Linked DNA regions of Mus musculus: region 2 is linked to region 1. A link is a loop called in an ENCODE intact Hi-C map of the cell type or tissue named here. Cell type or tissue: heart. All regions are shown on one strand.

Region 1 (4,000 bases):
GCCATGTGTGTCTGCTAGGTGAGTTCGGTGGCCTCGGGTTACTTAAGATTTACGCACCTTAGGTTCCGCTTCATAAAGAGGCATGAAGAATAAAATAATCAGTGTAGAAGACCTTTCCACACGACCTATGGGCTAGCTGCAGCCACTGCTCTTAGTTTTTGTTTGTTTATGGGTGGGGAGGTGGAGGCAGGATCTCACTACATAGCCCAGGCTGGCCAGGAACACTTAAGAGATTCCCCCCCCCCCGCCCCCCACCTCTGCCTTTCCAGTGCTAGGATCAAAGGCATGTACCACCATGGTTAGCCGACTCAAACACCTTCTAAAGTAGAGAATATTCTCCTATTAGCTAGGAAAAACAATAGCCCACAGGAGGTAAACGACCTCTCTGTGCTGGTGTCTGTTACACAACAAATCACCACAAAGTATCAGGTTACAACAACACATATACATTGTCTGCCGTTTCCAAGGAGTCCAAGTGCAGCCTAACTGGTCTGCTTAGGGTTTCCCAGGACTCATGCTCTAGGTTCAAATGACTGTTTGCAAATTTAATTTCTTGAAGCTACTGAACTCACAGCACCTTGCTTTGCTGAGGCCAACTGACTAAGTCAGATCCACAAGGATTCTTTCTTTCTTTCTTTCTTTCTTTCTTTCTTTCTTTCTTTCTTTCTTTCTTTCTTTCTTTTTCTCATGAATCAACTAATTGTGGCCATTAACACATCTGCTTAATCCTGTACCTGTGTTATGTAATGTAACCTATTATAAACCCAGCAGCACCCTACATAATATGTTAATCCTACCCACATCAAGAGAAGAGAGTGAGGGGCCTGGAGAGATGGATGGCTCAGGGGTTAGAGAGCACCAGCTGCTCTTTCAGAGGACACAGGTTCCTTTGCCAGTGCTTACCTCACATAGCTCAGTAACTCCAATTCTGCAATTCTGGGGAATATAATATCTCAGGCCTTCAGAGGTACTAATGCTCATGCATACTCATTCACAGTCACACACACACACACACACACACACACACACACACACTAAAATAGGGGGCTGGGGAGATAGATGGCTTAGCAGTCAAGAGCACTGGCTGCTATTCTAGAGCACCAAGGTTCAGTCCCCAGCACCCACCTGGCAGCTCACAAGTGTCTGTACCTCCAGTTCCTGGGATCTGACCCCCGAACGCACACATACATGTAGGTAAAACACCAATGCATGACATTAAAAAAAAAAATGTTTTAGGGCTGGAGAGATGGCTCAGTGGTTAAAAGCACTGACTGCTCGTCTAGAGATCCTGAGTTCAATTCCCAGCAACCACATGGTGGCTCACAACCATCTGTAATGGGATCTGATGCCGTCTTCTGGTGTGTCTGAATAAATCTTAAATTTTTTAAAAATTTTTTTAAAAAGATTTATTTATATATTATATGTAAGTACACTGTAGCTGTCTTCAGACACTCCAGAAGAGGGCATCAGATTTCATTACAGATGGCTGTGAGCCACCATGTGGTTGCTGGGATTTGAACTCAGGACCTTTGGAAGAGCAGTTGGTGCTCTTAACCACTGAGCCATCTTGCCAGCCCAAAAAAATGTTTTAATCATAAAATAATAAATACTTAAGAAAGTGAGAAAGATGGGGGAGGTATAAAAGGTGTGTATGTCCCAGAGGAGGGAAGAACTCTACGGCCATCTTCCTCAATGCATCATAGCGAACACTGACAGGAAATTCTGGGTTGGTGCATAAGCTTTTCCATGTCTCTGTAATAAACAGTCTGGTGGAGGAGTGTACTGGCTAGTTTTGTGTCAACTTGACACAAGCTGGAGTTATCACAGAGAAAGGAGCCTCCCTTGAGGAAATGCCTCCATGAGATCCAGCTGTAAGGCATTTTCTCAATTAGTCAAGGGTGGGAGGGCCTGTTGTGGGTGGTGCCATCCCTGGGCTGGTAGTCTTGGGTTCTATAAGAAAGCAAGCTGAGCAAGCCAGGGGAAGCAAGCCAGTAAGGAACATCCCTCCATGGCCTCTGCATCAGCTCCTGCTTCCTGACCTGATTGAGTGCCAGTGACTTCCTTTGGTGATCAACAGCAATGTGGAAAGTGTAAGCTGAATAAACCCCAACTTGCCTCCCCAACTTGCTTCTTGGTCATGATGTTTGTGCAGGAATAGAAGCCCTGACTAAGACAAGGCCTTGGTCAGTGCTCCAAAGGTTTCTGGAGTTTGGCAGATCATGGGGTAAGAGTGGATCAATACAATAATCCTGTTCACTTCTCAGAAATGACATCAGTGTTCGCCTGCCAGACAACCCCAGTGTCGGATTGACAGGTGACAAAGTGTACAGTCACAACCTGTGGGATGGTTTCTATTTTGATTTGGATATGAAGTGCCCACCTCACCGAGGCTTGCTTGCCAAGAGTTCGGGGGAAATGACTGGATTAATGCCTTCGTTGATGGATCTATAATATAGCGTCCTTCGGAGGTGGTGCACGGGAGAGGTGCGGCCTAGTTTGAGAAAGGAGGTTACTACAGGTGTGCCCTAAAAATTAGTTACGCTTGTCCCCAATTCCTTGTCTCTCCCTGCTTACTGCATACCATGAGGTAACTTTGCCCCAACACGCCTTTGTGCCGTGTTTTTGTTTCATCCAGGGCCCAGAAACACAGAGTCAGATAAGGACAGATTGCCTCAAGTCAAAATATATCCCCATGCCTTTCTCTCAGATGTTTGGTCAGTCAGGAAATATGACTAGCAGAGCTTCCAGTCAGCCTTGCCTCTCCTAACATTCCTGCCTTTGTGCTGTTTTCTGTGGTAGTCAACAGGACAGACCTGTATTCCTGACTGACTGATGTTATGCAGGGGAAAGTGTGTGGCTTCCAAAGCTAAAACCTAAAAGGCCCTGTAGCTTCTACCTGGCTCTCTCGGATCACTGACTCTGGGAAGCCAGGTCACGTCACGAGGACACACATTTCTACGTTAATCCGTGAGGTGAGCAACTGAGACCTCCTGCCAGACAGCTAGAGCCAAGTTTCCAGACCTGTGAACGCACTCTCTCAGTTGGAAATAGAGCCTCCTGCCCAGTCAGCCCTCCAGATGTCTATAACGTAGCCCATAACTGGATGACGACTGTGTAATACTGCATGAGACACCTCTGCTGCTCCTGTGTTTGTGACACATGGGAACCATGAGAGATGTTTGTCATTGTAAGGCCCTAAATTTAAGGACAATGTTTCCATAGGAAGAGCTAACCAACATTTTTGACGCTAATATCTTACCCAAAGAAGTGCCACTTGGCACACAGTCAACCTCTGGCCTTCCCCACTGCAGACTATGGGAAAGGAAGGCAACAGCCGATGGCGTCTGAAGTCTAAATGCAGGTATCATTAAAGTCCTTACACGGTGGACATCCTGTGCCCACTCCATCCCGGAGCCATGAGCTACACGTAGCTGTTGAGCAACTCCATTTTTACATGTTAAAGAGCCATGGTGGCTGGTGGCTGCTGTGCAAACTGAGCAGGTCTAGCCCATTCAGAGTTCACGCTACAGGAAAAGCGGTGAACTACGAGAGCCAGAAACTCACCCAAGGGACTCGAGGAAACAGAACTTAGGGTCCCTAGAGAGATATGAGACCAGGTGCTGTGAAGGCCGACCACCCCCACAGTGAAGGGACTGTGAGCAATGGAAACCCTCTGATAGGCCCTCACTATGTGGATTCAAATCCTACCTCCGCCACTGGTGAACGATCGATTTGGACACGTTCTTTTAACCTTTCAGATGAAGTTTGTCCCATTTCTAACGACTGTTTCCTGCAGCTGTGCTAACAGGCCCAACCATGAAACACCAAGTTCCTGGCTGGTGTAGTTAAGTCCTCTGGCTGCTTCTTCCCATGGGGCCACATGGTGCCAAACCCAAGTCACCAAGGTCAACGGGCCACAAATCGAGGCTCCACTCTGCAAAGATAAGCTGAGGACAGGTGGGATCCTTGGCAACAGGCCCTTTACTGCTTATGAGACTCT
Region 2 (4,000 bases), 76 kb after region 1:
GCGGAAAGAAACTCTCAGGTTGCTCATAGTTGTACATATTAAAGGCCAGTGTGGAGACCCGAATCCTTACCTGACATCTAATCTCTCCCTTATTCCTGTATGTCTAATATAATCAGAAACACTGGATTTGGGGGAATGAAGTCATCTTTTCAACAATTCATTTCTTGTTAGAATCTTTCTTGGTAGACCACGCTAATTACAAAGTTTGGGCTCTTCCTAGAAAGACAGCTGTGCTTTACCAAGAGCCTGTCCACAAACTCACTCATGAATGTGCTTCCTGGAGGGTAAGTGGGAAAGCCAAATCAGCCTAATATGGAAACAGCTACAGCTCAATAATAAAGTTTTTTTTAAAAGATGTACAGAAGATATATAGCAGAATGTTCATAAGAAACAATAAGTGAATGGATAATGAACATTAACAGTACTCAACACCATTATTAAGGAAATGCAAATTAGCCCTACAGTGATATCCTGTGCATCACTGCGTCCCAGACCTAACACCAGATTTTAACCAGGATGCAGTACAACCAGAGCTCTTGATGTTTGAGCTTTTAATTTGTCCGTTTGTTTTGAGATAGAGTCTCACTACAGTGTTGGCTGTTCCAGAACTCACTATGTAGAACAGGCTGGCCTTAAACTCTCCTGTTTTTAATAGAAAAATGACAGACTTTGGAGAAAGGTCTGACAGTTGCTTGCACTTCCTCTTTGCTGCAGCCATCCTACTCCTAAATATTCTCCCAAGGGACATGATAACCTAAGTGTGCAAAGCCACTTGTACAGACTATAATCATCCTTGCCTACTATAACCAAAACTACCAAGCACTCCTTTGCCCATGGAGTGTCTCCAGTGGAGAAACTGGCTTACCCACACAATGTTAGCACTGCACAGCAGTAAATAACCTTATACACATGAGAACACGAGGCCAATCAGCACTGTTTCCCTAGAGATGAGGAAAGGATGTAGAGCCAACTCCCATGAAGCTATGGTTTCTGTCTCTAAACCACAATGTGGTTTCAAAATCATTCCTTTCAGGAAAGAACACACAAAACCTCATACTATGCTGTCATTTACATTTAGTCCTAGAACAGATTAATCTATTACAAGAACACTGGTTGCCTCTACAATGTGTTCTGGAGATAGATGTTGACAGGAAAGAGGCATTAGACCATTTTCTGGGACCTTAGGTGGGACTTTAAGTTTAGGGCTTCCCTCCCAATACACATTGCTATGTCGAGTATGAACCCAAGGTCTCATGCCTACTAGGCACTCTGCCACTGAGTTAGTTTCATCCCCAGCCCCAGTTCTTAGGAACATTCTATATCTCCGTAAGATTTGGAGTTACAATATTTTATTAATTAAAACCCAGGTAATTTTATGAGAAAATTTTGAACGAAACTAAATTTTGACAATGCAGAATACCCATGTGTGAAATTTACTCCGTGATGGAATCAATGCTATAATAGATGAGTGGGCTTGTTGGTGTGTACCCATAGCAACATGTTAATGGTGGAATTAATTTACATGGTTGGAGGAACATGTTTAATAGCTGCTAATTCTTTCAATTTTGCCATACACTCTTATTTATTTTATTATATTCTTTTATTAAGACCACAGGGAGGGGGTAGGACAGCTCTGCCCTCACCGTTGCGGGCTAGGTTTTGAGCCAAGTAAATAGAGTCACTGGACGGTTCTACCTCACGCCTGTAATAGCAGCACTTGGTACCGGGATGGCCACACTGCATATCGAGCACTTCCTAGCTGGTGAAAGCACCTATAGGTGCGCGGGCCCTCAAGCCAGCTCTCTTCCTCCGCCACACGCCCACACCCCTTCAGGCCAGGTCGGCAAAATCCACGATCTGTTGACGGACCTCCGTGTCCCTCCGGTAACCTCGGAGTGGTTTCCGGGACGGCGCCGGAAGTCCTCTCTCATCCGGCTTCCTATTGGATGACCGCCTTTGGTGGGCGCGGGCGATGCTGGGAGGCGGAAGCGGCCGCAGGTATGGCGGCTGCCATGCCGCTCGGTTTGCCGTTGCGGTTACTGGTGCTGTTGCTGGTGGGACGGGGCTGCTGTGGCTGCGCGGAGGGCCCACGCGACAGCCTGCGAGAAGAGCTCGTTATCACTCCACTGCCTTCCGGCGACGTGGCCGCCACATTCCAGTTCCGCACGCGTTGGGATTCGGATCTGCAGCGGGAAGGAGGTGAGTTCAGGACCCCAGGAAAATGTCTGCAGCACCTTGCTCAGTTCCTAAAGAGAGCTACTCAGGGGTGGGGCTTGGGTCGCCGCTCACCTGCCTTGCTTTCTTCAGTGTCCCATTACAGGCTCTTCCCTAAAGCCCTGGGACAGCTGATCTCCAAGTACTCCCTGCGGGAGCTCCACCTGTCGTTCACGCAAGGCTTTTGGAGGACGCGATACTGGGGGCCACCCTTCCTGCAGGCTCCGTCAGGTGCAGAGCTCTGGGTCTGGTTCCAAGACACTGTCACCGAGTGAGTTCCTAACTTGACACCTGTCACAGGCCATGGAGGGGGTGTGGCAGGCAAAGTGTTGTCATCTTGTCATTGGCCTTGGGATCTGCTACTCCAGTAGGTAGCGGTCACACCAAGTTAAAACTGATTTTGGAAGTAAGGATTAATATTACAGGGCTGGAGCGATGCCCCAGTCAGTAAAATGCTTGCTACTCAAGCTTGACGACCTGAGTTTCATTTTCCAGAACCTACATTAAAAGTCGGGTTGCTGCTGCCGGCTTCTAGGCCCATAACTGAGGAGGTGGAGACAGGAGGAACAGGACTGCTGGAAGCCAGTATGCCTGAATCAGTGACTTCCAAGATCAGTGACAGAAGTACCCCCCTACACACACACACACACACACACACACAAACAAAGTACAGAGGGAATAAAAGAGACATTGGTTGCTGATTTCTGGCCCTCACAGCTATTTGCATCAGTATGCATGCACATACAACATGAAGAAATTACATTATTATTGAGTGAACATCGTCTCCTGAAAACTTCCAAGTCTGAGGTACTACATGCATTTCTCGAGGCAAAGAGTAGGTGGTTGGTTCCTATTATTGGGATATAAGGTCACAGATAATTGGCAGACTAGGTGTGTTGTTTTTGTTTTTAAGACATTTGTTTGTATTAAAAAAAAACAAACAATACCCATGCCTAACAAAACATTTGTGGGATAGCAGTGGGCTACAGGATGGTCTTTGTGAAATAAAGCAAGAGTTTCACTTTAAAGCATAATCAAGTTTCTAGCTGTTGTCTGTGAACTACAGAAAATCGCCCAGTAGCTGCTGTGATCTTCCTAGAGTAGAATTTTTTCCATGCAGAGATTGCAAACTTATCTCAGCATAGGCCACAAAATACCGATGACAGAGGGAGTTAAAGCATTGGTGAAACCCTGGAGTGAGAATTTAAGGGTGTCTCATTTGCCTCTTAACTACCCTGCAACATCAGTAATGCAGACATTACCAGGTTTAGAGCCCTGATAGGGAGGGTTAGGGTTAAGAGTCTGTGTGACGATCTGAAATAGTCACCACTCAGTTCCTATGGATTGTAACCTTATGACAGTTCTGACTGTCACTTTCAAGAGAGATCAGACTTTTGCATGAGGAAGGACATGTAAATATCAACAAGTAGTTTTAAAGTTTTTGGAAAGCTGTGTAGGTTGGTATTATGCACAGCAGATGTAGCAGGTGCTTAGGGCGATGAGCTGCTGCCACCTAGCCATCGCCTAGAAGGGGCTTAAGTGGGGTCTTGGACTCTCAGAAGCACAACACTACAGACCGTGCTTGAGGTGAGCAGAAAAGGCTCCTTGGGTAAGACCAGATAAGACCTCTCTGGATAAGACCAGAGCAGGACTTTGAAGGCGACAGAACCATGAGCAGAGTGTTCCCAGGCAAGATGGACACTTGAACAAAGACCTGCAGGGCTGCTGAGATGCCCAGAGAGGGCGCTAAGGAGGTAAGGCGAGGCAGGGGCATCCCTGAGCATCA

Evidence for each region. Hi-C counts contacts between places; a loop is a spot of excess contacts. Peaks named below come from ENCODE experiments on the same cell type or tissue, not always from the same donor. Only the 100,000 strongest peaks of a DNase experiment are listed, where the experiment ranks them.
Region 2: it touches region 1 in a loop (4-fold over the local background); 1 of 42 quality-filtered maps calls a loop at or near these places.

Annotation. Positions count from the first base shown.
Region 1 is chr2:164,419,234-164,423,233 of GRCm38, forward strand. No RefSeq gene overlaps it. Among named protein-coding and RNA genes, the nearest start is that of Matn4, 16 kb to the left of the region's middle. In heart, no CTCF peak of the experiment used is centred here; no DNase peak of the experiment used is centred here; H3K27ac peaks cover 423 bases.
Region 2 is chr2:164,495,559-164,499,558 of GRCm38, forward strand. It overlaps Pigt (phosphatidylinositol glycan anchor biosynthesis, class T), which reads left to right and starts at 1,967. Exons shown (of 12, transcript NM_133779.2): 1 at 1,967-2,199; 2 at 2,308-2,485. The coding sequence starts at 2,001. In heart, a CTCF peak has its summit at 3,937; a DNase peak (open chromatin) is centred at 1,923; H3K4me3 peaks cover 1,845 bases; H3K27ac peaks cover 1,084 bases.